Regions from separate parts of the Homo sapiens genome. Here region 1 is linked to region 2. A link is a loop called in an ENCODE intact Hi-C map of the cell type or tissue named here. Cell type or tissue: GM12878. All regions are shown on one strand.

The links. A loop is a pair of places that touch in the nucleus more often than their neighbours do. Peaks named below come from ENCODE experiments on the same cell type or tissue, not always from the same donor. Only the 100,000 strongest peaks of a DNase experiment are listed, where the experiment ranks them.
Region 1: a loop joins it to region 2, with 2.5 times the contacts of the local background. A loop is called at or near these places in 2 of 110 quality-filtered maps.

Annotation. Positions count from the first base shown.
Region 1 is chr7:24,840,246-24,845,245 of GRCh38, reverse strand. It overlaps OSBPL3 (oxysterol binding protein like 3), which reads left to right. Exons shown (of 23, transcript NM_015550.4): 13 at 2,833-2,967; 14 at 4,463-4,556. Among named protein-coding and RNA genes, the nearest start is that of GSDME, 85 kb to the right of the region's middle. RefSeq lists an enhancer at 2,077-2,146. In GM12878, no CTCF peak of the experiment used is centred here; a DNase peak (open chromatin) is centred at 2,203; H3K27ac peaks cover 2,116 bases.
Region 2 is chr7:24,963,602-24,968,601 of GRCh38, reverse strand. All of the region lies in intron 1 of OSBPL3 (oxysterol binding protein like 3), which reads left to right. Among named protein-coding and RNA genes, the nearest start is that of OSBPL3, 14 kb to the left of the region's middle. RefSeq lists an enhancer at 2,266-2,425. In GM12878, no CTCF peak of the experiment used is centred here; a DNase peak (open chromatin) is centred at 2,491; H3K4me3 peaks cover 752 bases; H3K27ac peaks cover 4,519 bases.

The sequences.
Region 1 (5,000 bases), 120 kb after region 2:
AATGAAAATTAAAACAATTAGATTAGCTCAAAAGTTTTCTAAATTATGGTATGCAGTACCCTTAATGTAGAAAAAACAGAGGTTTCCTTACTTGTTGGTGTAATTAGGTAATATATATTTTGCCTTGCCTTGAAGGTTATTAATAATTCTTTGAAAAATTGATTCTGAGAAATAACATGATACAAGCAAAGACATATTTACAAACATACTAAACCATTTTCGCAAATCTGTAAACATTCTTAATTTTATTATTACTCTGTGACACTATATAATAAAATATTTATCAATTACAGTTCACTGTCTCAAAGAATTTTGAATGGTCTGGGAAAATATTAACAATATAATGGTTAGTGAATGGAGCAGACAATATGTAGACTGTTTATCCCAGTTTTTCAAAATAAAATTTGTACACAGATATTTTAATATGAAAATACCAGCAAGTTAATAGGGGCCACGTCCACTTCCACATTCATATCGACTTCAATGGGACTTGAAGTGATATTTATTTAATTTGCTTTTTTAAAATTTTCTATTTTGAATACCTATTTTTATTTTCAGAATACAGTTTAATTTTGAAAAAAAACTATCTTGCAATGTTATTTGGGCGAACTTTATAAAATTACATACATAGAGATATGAAAATAGCATGATTACAATTACTGCACAAGAAATGTGTCAGAATGCTTGTAGTGGTTGTTATAGTGTGAGCTATGAATGTTCCTTTCCCTCCCTTTTCTCTGTTTATTTAATTTAGGGGTTTCCAATCTTTTGGCTTCTCTAGGCCACATTGGAAGAAGAAGAATTGTTGTGGGCTACACATAAGATACACTAACACTAATGATAGCTGATGAGCCAGAAAAAAAAAAAATCACAAAAAAAATCTCATAATATTTTAACAAAGTTTACAAATTTGTGTTGGGCCACATTCAAAGCCATCCTGGGCCATATGTGGCGCCCGGGCTGTAGGTTGGCCACGCTTGATTTAACTTTTTGTAATGCAAACAATAGATAAGCAACCAGTCATGCATTACATATGTGAAAGGAAATTACTGAATTGAACTGACTGGGTTAATATTTTAGCAAATGAGGTCCTGAGTTGTTTAAGGCACCATGCTGTAGACTTGGGGTGCAGCAGTGCTGGTGAGTTTACAGTACATATAAGAAGATGCCAGAAAGGGCTAGGGGCTAGGAATATTATTTTCAGTGTTGGTCAGCCAGGAAATCTTTGGACCCATCAGTCTAGGAGGAGGAAGATACAGAGATGGCAGGAGTGACTAGTAATAAATTAATGAGTAGAACAAGTAAATAAATGATGAGCATCTTTTGTGGCAGGAGCACACGGAAGACACAGGACTATTCTCTTGTTTGAGTGAGTGTTGAAGCTATTCCTTACGATGTTTTCAAGCTCAATAGCTTTATGCCTGGCTCTTTTGAGGAGAGAGACCTTTTCCTTGAAGTTAACAGCTGTGATACTTATAGATTCTAAAGTGATCTCTTTGTTAGGGTAGAGAAGAGGCTTGGTTTTCAGAAGGCTACATGGGTATTAAAATGGGTAGGATTGTTAATACCTTGGGCAGATGCCTTATTTAGGAAAGGGATATCTATTTCAACAGTTTGTAGATACATATTAATAAACTGAAGCAAGCAATTTGTAAAGGGACCACTTGCCTTTTATTAATTACGAAAATCTGCTGTGGCCCTCCTGTCATAGCATCCCCTCCCTATGAGACTGAGGGGTATATCCTGAATTCAGACAATTTCTGGGCAAGATATAATCTGCCTTTTCCCCAAATTATTCTGGATGATGTGGAAGCAACTCCTTTGTTAGCCCAATAAAAAATACGAGTGGTTTTACTACTACCTGTCTACTCTGATTGAAAGAAATCAAATCATCCTGTCCTGAATCTGTTCTTTTTCCTCAAGTGCCACTTCTATGAAGCCCTCCTCAAACAAAATCTCCCTAATCAGAATCAGTCTCTCCACTTTGCCAGCACTTTGTCTATTCCACAGGCCTGGTCTGATGTGCGTTGGATGCGTTCTCTCACCATTCATTCAGTCCACAAACCTTGTCTGGTTCATTGTTATATCCTGCCATGGCCAGCTCAGGACTTAAGTCCTCCCCAGAGGGAAAGTCCAGACCCAGTGGAGTGGAGAATGGAGGGTCATGCGAGATAAGAAAACAATGATGTTCTGTTGTGTTATTTGTACAGAGGCTTATAAAGAGGACTGGGGACTTCCTTTCCTTGCAGTCATTGTAGGTGGAAAGAGACAGACAAAGAGAACTTACATCATTCATCCATGAATAGTAAATGATCTGCCACCAGGGTGCTTCTGGACCAAAACACACTGTGTATTTGTCAAGGGACACCTCAAAAGCAGCATATTGTTCCCTCAGAGAGCATAGGGGCAGAAGAAAGCTATGTTGCTCTGAACCAGCCATGCAAGGACATGAATTCAGTGCAATGCAGAGGAGATTTTAGTATAAAAAGAAACATCCAGCAGTGGTAGCGAATAAGAGGATATGATTCAGAGAGCACTGGAATTTTTCCCCTTTTAAATGGAACAAAGAGTGACCTGGACAGTTGTTTTTTGCCTTGTGATTTGTTGCATGTGTGTGAGAAGTGATAGTGCCTGTAAGTGAGGTGCCCATATTGGGGGAGAACTTTTGTGTTTTGCATGAGGCTCGCATCTCAGTGTTGGAGCTGACTTCTGCTTTGAGTTGCTTATTTGCATGGGCCTGTGACCTTGTGTATTGTACAACTAAATCATTTATTTTCTTTCTCTTGAGAATGTTTTTAAATGTATACATTTTTGGTTTTGTTCTTCAAATAGGAAAACTCCAGAGATGAAAACCGAGCTCTAGTTCATCAGCTTTCTAATGAAAGTAGACTCTCCATCACTGACTCCCTTTCTGAGTTTTTTGATGCTCAGGAAGTTCTGTTATCTCCAAGCTCTTCAGAAAACGAGGTTTGAGCAATGTTTACAGTATGGTGCCTCAAAAATCTCTCTTGTTGCTTTGCTGATTAATCTGTTCAGTAAATAATCCATCATCAGAAACACTAAACTCAGTTGCCCTTTGTAGTCATTATGTTCTGAGAGTTCTCCCATAACTCATACCCAAAAAGTATAAAATGATACTATATGTGAGAAGAAAAAGTAAAAGTAGAGAGCATTGGATATTTTCTCATTTCTGTAACTTGATATGTTAAATTTGTTATACTTTTTTTTTTTTTTAAACAGAGCCTCGCTCTGTTGTCCAGGCTGAAGTGCAGTGGTGCAATCTCAGCTCACTGCAACCTCCGGCTCCCAGGTTCAAGTGATTCTCCAGCCTCAGCCTACCAGGTAGCTGGGACTACAGGCACGTGCCACCGTGTCTGGCTAATTTTTGTGTTTTTAGTAGAGACCAGGGTTTCACCATGTTGGCCACGCTGGTCTCAAACTCGTACTCCTGACTTCAGGTGATCCGCCTGCCTCAGCCACCCAAAGTGCTGGGATTACAGGCGTGAGCCACTGTGCCTGGCCTCTTTTTTTTTTTTTTTTTTTTTTTTTTTGAGACATAGTCTCATTCTGTTGGCCAGGCTGGAGTGCAGTGGTGTGATATCTGCTCACTGCAACCTCTGCCTCCCAGGTTCAAGCAATTCTCGTACTTCAGCCTCCCAAGTATCTGGGAATACAGGCGTGCGCCCCATGCCCAGCCAATTTTTGTATTTTTAGTAGAGATGGGCTTCCGCATGTTGGCCAGGCTGACCTCGAACTCCTAGCCTCAAGTGATCCATCCGCCTCAGCCTCTCAAAGTGCTATACTTCTTTTCAAGTACAGGTTAATAGTTTTGACTTCTACCTATTTAATAATGTGTCTACTATAGAGAAGGAAATTAGCATCCCGTATATTTTTTAATCATGGAATTTGACATATTGATTTATAATATATAATTATATTTTTATGATAATATGGTTATTGTAATATTGGTTTATAGCATTATTTGTTTTAAATTGATGCATAAAAATTATCCTTTCCTGAATAAGAGTTATTATAGTTAACAGTGTGTACTAATAATGTTACCCCTTAAATACAGACTTAGTCATTTTGTTTATGTATTAATTCCCATAGAAGATACTTTTTACACAAATAGCTCAAAGACAAATTGTAACTTCTTCTACTCAAACACTAATAAATTCTAAAAATGCAGTCAGAATTAATAAGAATCTTTATAATAACAGTCTTGAGCTTGCTTGCTGTTTTCCTTGTGAGAACTAATTCGGAATGTGTAAGAATTTTAAGAACAGGTGTTTGTTGTGAACACCTCCTTGGCAGATTGGTATATGGACCTTTATGAAAACAGTACCCAAGAGTATTTGTACTGTGAGACTCAACATGTTTGATCATTTAGAGTAAGGGTTTTATGAAAATCTGGCTCTTGTTTATTCTAACTCTAATGAATGTTATTTCTTCTTTCCCATAGATTTCTGATGATGACTCATATGTCAGTGACATAAGTGATAATCTTTCCTTAGATAATCTCAGTAATGATTTAGATAATGAGAGACAGACCTTGGGTAAGATTTACATTATTTAATCTCTGAAAAGTTTGGATTTTCATACAATACTAATAAGTTGTATAGTTGACTCTTGAACAATATGGGGGTTCAAGGTGCTGATACCCCATGCAGATGAAAATCCATGTATAACTTTTGACTCCCCAAAGATGTAACTACTAACATTCGATTAACACATATTTTGTGTGTTATGTGTATTTGAGGCTGTAATCTTACAATAAAGTAAGCTAGAGGAAAGAAAATTTTATTAAAAAAATCATTAGAACAGAAAACATATTTACAATTCGTTAAGGGGATCATCATAAAGGTCATCATCCTGGTCATCTTCATGTTGAGTAGGCTGAGGAGGAGGAAGAAGAGAAGGGGTTGGTCTTGCTATCTCAAGGGTAGCAGAGGCAGAAGAAAACCTGCATACGAGTGGACTGATGCGGTTCAAACCTGTGT
Region 2 (5,000 bases):
AACATGGTGAAACCCTGTCTGTACTAAAAATAAAAAAATTAGCTGGGCGTGGTGGTGTGTGCCTGTAATCCCGGCTACGCAGGAGGTGGAGGCAGGAGAATCGCTGGAACCCGGGAGGCAGTGGCTGCAGTGAGCCAAGATCACGCCACTGCACTCCAGTCTGGGTGACAGAGGGAGACTCCGACTCAAAAAAAACAAAAAAACTGGTGTGCTGAAGCCAGTTTACACCGGCATGTGGGAACCAACTGTGCGTGACTTCCCAAGCCCTTGGCTGATTACTTCATGTTGGTAGTTTGAAGCCAGCCACAGTGGGAGTATTTACACCATGGAAATCAGGAAACATAACACATGAGGACATTTTTGTTTTTGTTTTTCCAGAGAGCTGGTTGATAAACATTTAATTGTACTCACTGTATATATAAAAATATAAAATATCTTTTGAAGATTATACAAGAGGTTGCTATAACATCAGACTGTCCTAGGAAGGGGTAACGGAAGGCAGGATAGGTGTGAAGTTGAAATTATACCTTTTGAATATTATTCCAAGTAAATGTATTACTCCAAGTAAATATATAAAGCAAACCAAAAAGTAACTGCAGAGTTTCAGGCGTATGTGACTGTGTTATTTATGGTGCCATTGACTACTGCTGGGGAAAATAGGAAGATGAGTAGATCTTAGAGAAAGAGAGTGCTTTTGGTTTTGAATATGCTGAGCTTGAAGTGTATGGGTGGTATCAGCACAGACATGTCCAGCAACAGTGCAAGAGAGAGGGCAGAGCTGTTGATCAGTTCTGGGAGTCAGCAGTTTAGTTAAAATTGTGACAGTTAAGGGGGCCTTTACCTATAGAACCTTTGGGGCAGGTCCCAGGAGAGAAAGGGGGAAGCCTGTAGTACCTTGGGGAAGGTAAGCCAAGAGGTAGGTAGGGGAAGGGTAACTAGTCACAAAGATTGGAGGACCATAAAATAATAATAATGGTAGTTTCTTAATGAAGTATTTGCTGGAAGTGAGACACTATTCTCTGTACTTTTTGAAAGAACATCACCTGATTTAATTCTCACAATCATTCTCTGGGGTGGGTACTTTTTCCATGATAACCGTTGAGTTGGGGAGGGTAATGTCAAAGAATAAACCAGGAGAGATCTCATGGGAAGGGTGTTAATAGAGCAGGACCTTGAAGTGTCCTGGTACAATTTCAAAAGGTAGAGAAATGGGAGAGAAGGACATTTCAGGTAGAGGGGAGTGATGAGCAAAGGTGAAAACAGTGTTATCCCTTGCAGCTGTAGGGTAAGAATTCATGGGAACCCAAGGGTGGTGCATGGCTACTTCATCCTCTGGCCATTGGAGAGCCACAGAATGTTTTGAGCAAGGGAATATGTGTTAATCAGTTCAACTGGTAGTCAAATACAAAAATTAAATGTTGTATGATTGGAAGATTTCTGTGTGTACACTGTGGGAAGGAGGGATGATAGGAAACAGGAAAAATTACCATAAAAATTTGAGATAATGTAGATGACCTGTGAATACAGATTTAGAGTGTCTGCAAACAGGCATTGTGATGGCTCATGCAAATTCAGTCTCTTAAGCTGAATTTGCCTGTGTGGCAGTGTATTGCTTATCTTATGTATTAGTCACTTAGGGGATGTTTTTCATATATTTTCCAGAAGACTGTGAATGGGGAATAAGCAAAGTGGCGGTAAATAAAAAAATGATTATTTGTTGACATAAATTTGTATGTATGTGATTTATATATGAATTTTGCCTGGGAAATAATGATCAGCCTCATGAGGCACAACAAGCCCAGCCTCTTTAGAGAGGCGTTGTGTTTGTACTAGCAGTTCTTTTACCTTATAAACATACATATACACAAACATAGTGTAAAACTCCACCCTAATTAGGTTTTCAGCTCAGTCTTTCTCTGGGCCAGTGTCTTCTTTAATTTTGTTTTGTGTGTGTGTCATTAAGGAATGATACCAATAATAGGGTGTCAAAAAGGAAAGACTTTGGCCTAAACATGGCTCAGAAAAAGGACTGCCTGGCCTTCTTCATGCACACCTGCCAATGCATCATACTTCTGACTTGTAATTCCTGTTTTTCTAGTCTTTGATCGCGTGGGGCAAAATAACATTCCAGCTTGTTTGTTACTTTGAGTTCTGCATCATTTGTTCCTTGATTAAGGGCCTGGAAGCCCCACTTGTTTGTGGCATCCAGAGGTCTTATTTTCCTGGGTGTGTGTAGCTAGGTGTAGATAGATCTTTATATTAGATGACTGCCTTTTCTGACCCACAGATAAGACACCTTTGTCTGACAGATGCTAGGGGTCAGAAGGACAGGATGTGGGAGTTTGGTTTCTTTTGTAAAATGTGCAGTGTGTGGTCTCCGCAGGTGCTGGATTTCTCTTCGCGGCTAAGAACTTCCCAGTCTGGGGAAAATACCCATGTTGTAGGAAGCGAGATCTGTGGGTCTTGCTGTAGCTAGTTAACTCAGGCTGAGGTTTAGCAAGTCATGGACCTCCCACATCCTTTTAACAGTACTGTTTCTCCTCTCTCTCAGATGACTTGTGTGAGACTTAGCCAGGTGTCAATGGATGTGAAGGGGGTTTGGAGGAAACAAGGGCAAGACAACATTCTGGCTGGACAGGGAGCCAGCTGGAGGGGTGGGGCCACATGAATGGGACACACCCTTGAGGGAAGTGGTTCTAAACCTCAGCAGTGTCAGAGTGTCCTGGAGGGACTGGTAAAACACTTGAGTTGAGTCCGTCGCAGTGGCTAATGCCTGTAATCCCAACACTTTGGGAGGCTGAGGTGGGAGGATTGCTTGAGGTTAGGAGTTCAAAACCAGCCTGGTTAGAATACTGAGACTCAGTCTCCACAAAAACAAACAAATTAATTATTTAATAAAACAGATTGCTGGGCCCCACCCCCACAGTTTCTGATTTAGTGGGTTTCTGATTTAATGGGACCTGAGATTCTACAATTCTAATAAGTTATTAGGAGATACTGACTCTGGTTCATGGACCCCTTAGCAAATCCAAGCATTGGTTCAGCAGGCAGAAGACCAAGTCTTAACCAGCCTGGAGTCCATTCTGATTCCGAGAAGAACCAGAGAATTCTGGTTATCATTAGATTGTCATAACCCCCTTATTTTATATAACACTTCCACATTTGTAAATCACTTTAATATATGTTTCTTCTCACAACAAAATAACCCTGTGAGGTAGGCAGGGGATTTATTAACCTTGTTGGACGACTAAGGAAAATAAGATTGAAGACAGATGACTGACTTACCCTAGGGGCAAAAATAGTTGAGCTCATACTTATATCTAGATTTTCTTACTGTAGATTTATTGCTCCTTCTACATTGTCTTTTTTCCTTGGAAAATACTACATTTTATTCAAATGATTTTGAGACAAAACAAAATTAGGGAGATGTAGAATCCTTTCGCTCATGCATTAACAGTAAATATTTTTTGAAGACATAATACAGAGCACATACTTATTGTTGAATAAATGAATGAATGGTTTCCATAACTTCCCTAACTACTTCTGAACTCATGCACTTTAGTGGCCCAGTAGTCTCAATTACAAATAATAAGAAAAGCACAATAATTAATTAATACAACATGCCTATTAAAAATACTTCCCAAAACATTGCCTTTAAAGCTAGTAAAAAGCTTAGAGATCATCTGCTTAGGTATTGCTCAATGTTTGTCCAACTTTACTTATTTTAATCACAGCCCCCAACACAAAACAACTTTTAAGTTTAGAATAGTTTTAGAGGTAGAGAAAAGATGTGAAGATAGTACAAAAAATTCCCATATGCCCCAAGTGGTTTTCCCATTGTCAATATCTTACCTTAGTATACTTTTGTCACAATTAATAGACCAGTACTGTTGCAGTATTAATAACTAAAATCTATACTTCATTCAGATTTCCTTAGCTTTTCCTTAGTGTCCTTTTGCCGTTCCAGGACTCCATGTGGGGTTCTACATTATCTTGGTTGCCATGTCTCCTTAGATTCCTCTTGGCTGTAATAGTTTCTCAGGCTTTCCTTGTGTTTGATGACCTCGAGAGCTTTGAGGAGTAGTGGTAAAGTATTTTGTAGAGTATGTCTCCACTGGGATTTGTCTGATGATTTTCTTGTATTGGACTGGGGTTATGGGTTTTGGGGAAGAAGATTACAGAGGTAAAATGCCATTCTCATTACATCATATCAAGAGTATATGTTAGCAGCATGATTTATAGTTTTGGTTATGTTGACCTTGCTCATCTGGTTGAGGTAGTGTTTGTCAGGCTTCTCTACCATATGGTTATTTTTTCTTCGCCTTTCCATACTATACTCTTTGGAAGTAAGTTATTATGCACAGCTCATACTTAAGGAGTGGGGAGTTACACTGCACTTCCTTGAGGGTGGTGTAGCTACATAAATTATTTGACATTCTTCTGTGAGTCGGATTTGTTTCTTCTTCTCCATTTGTTTATTCAATCAGTTTTTTTTAATCAGTGTGGATCCATTGATATTTATTATATACTTTGGATTATAATTTAGTAGTACTTTATTTTGTTTCTGAAGTTCGTCCAGCTTTAGCTATTAGGAGTGCTTTCGGTTGGCTCCTGTATCCCTTTGATGTAAGTCCATCCTTGTGGATTTTTTTTTAGCATGTCCTTTCTTTTCGGCACTACAAGGTACTCAGGCTAATCTTGTATAGTCCTTGTCCCTCCTCTAGAATCATTTTTTTGCATGGGTGATATTGGTCTTGATCCACTAAATTGATTTCATCACCCACTACATGGTTTACTACCCACGGTGAAAAACACTAATCTGTTTCCACTCCTCACATGTTAAAGATAAGAAAATAGACACCTCAAAAGGTGAAATGGTTTATCTAAGGTTACGCCTCTTTGGTAGCAAATCCCAGGCTAGGCCCAGGTCCTCTGAACTTGTAGTCCTGCCCCTTTTTTACCACTCCATGCTATGCTGGCAGATTCCACCACTCAGAGTC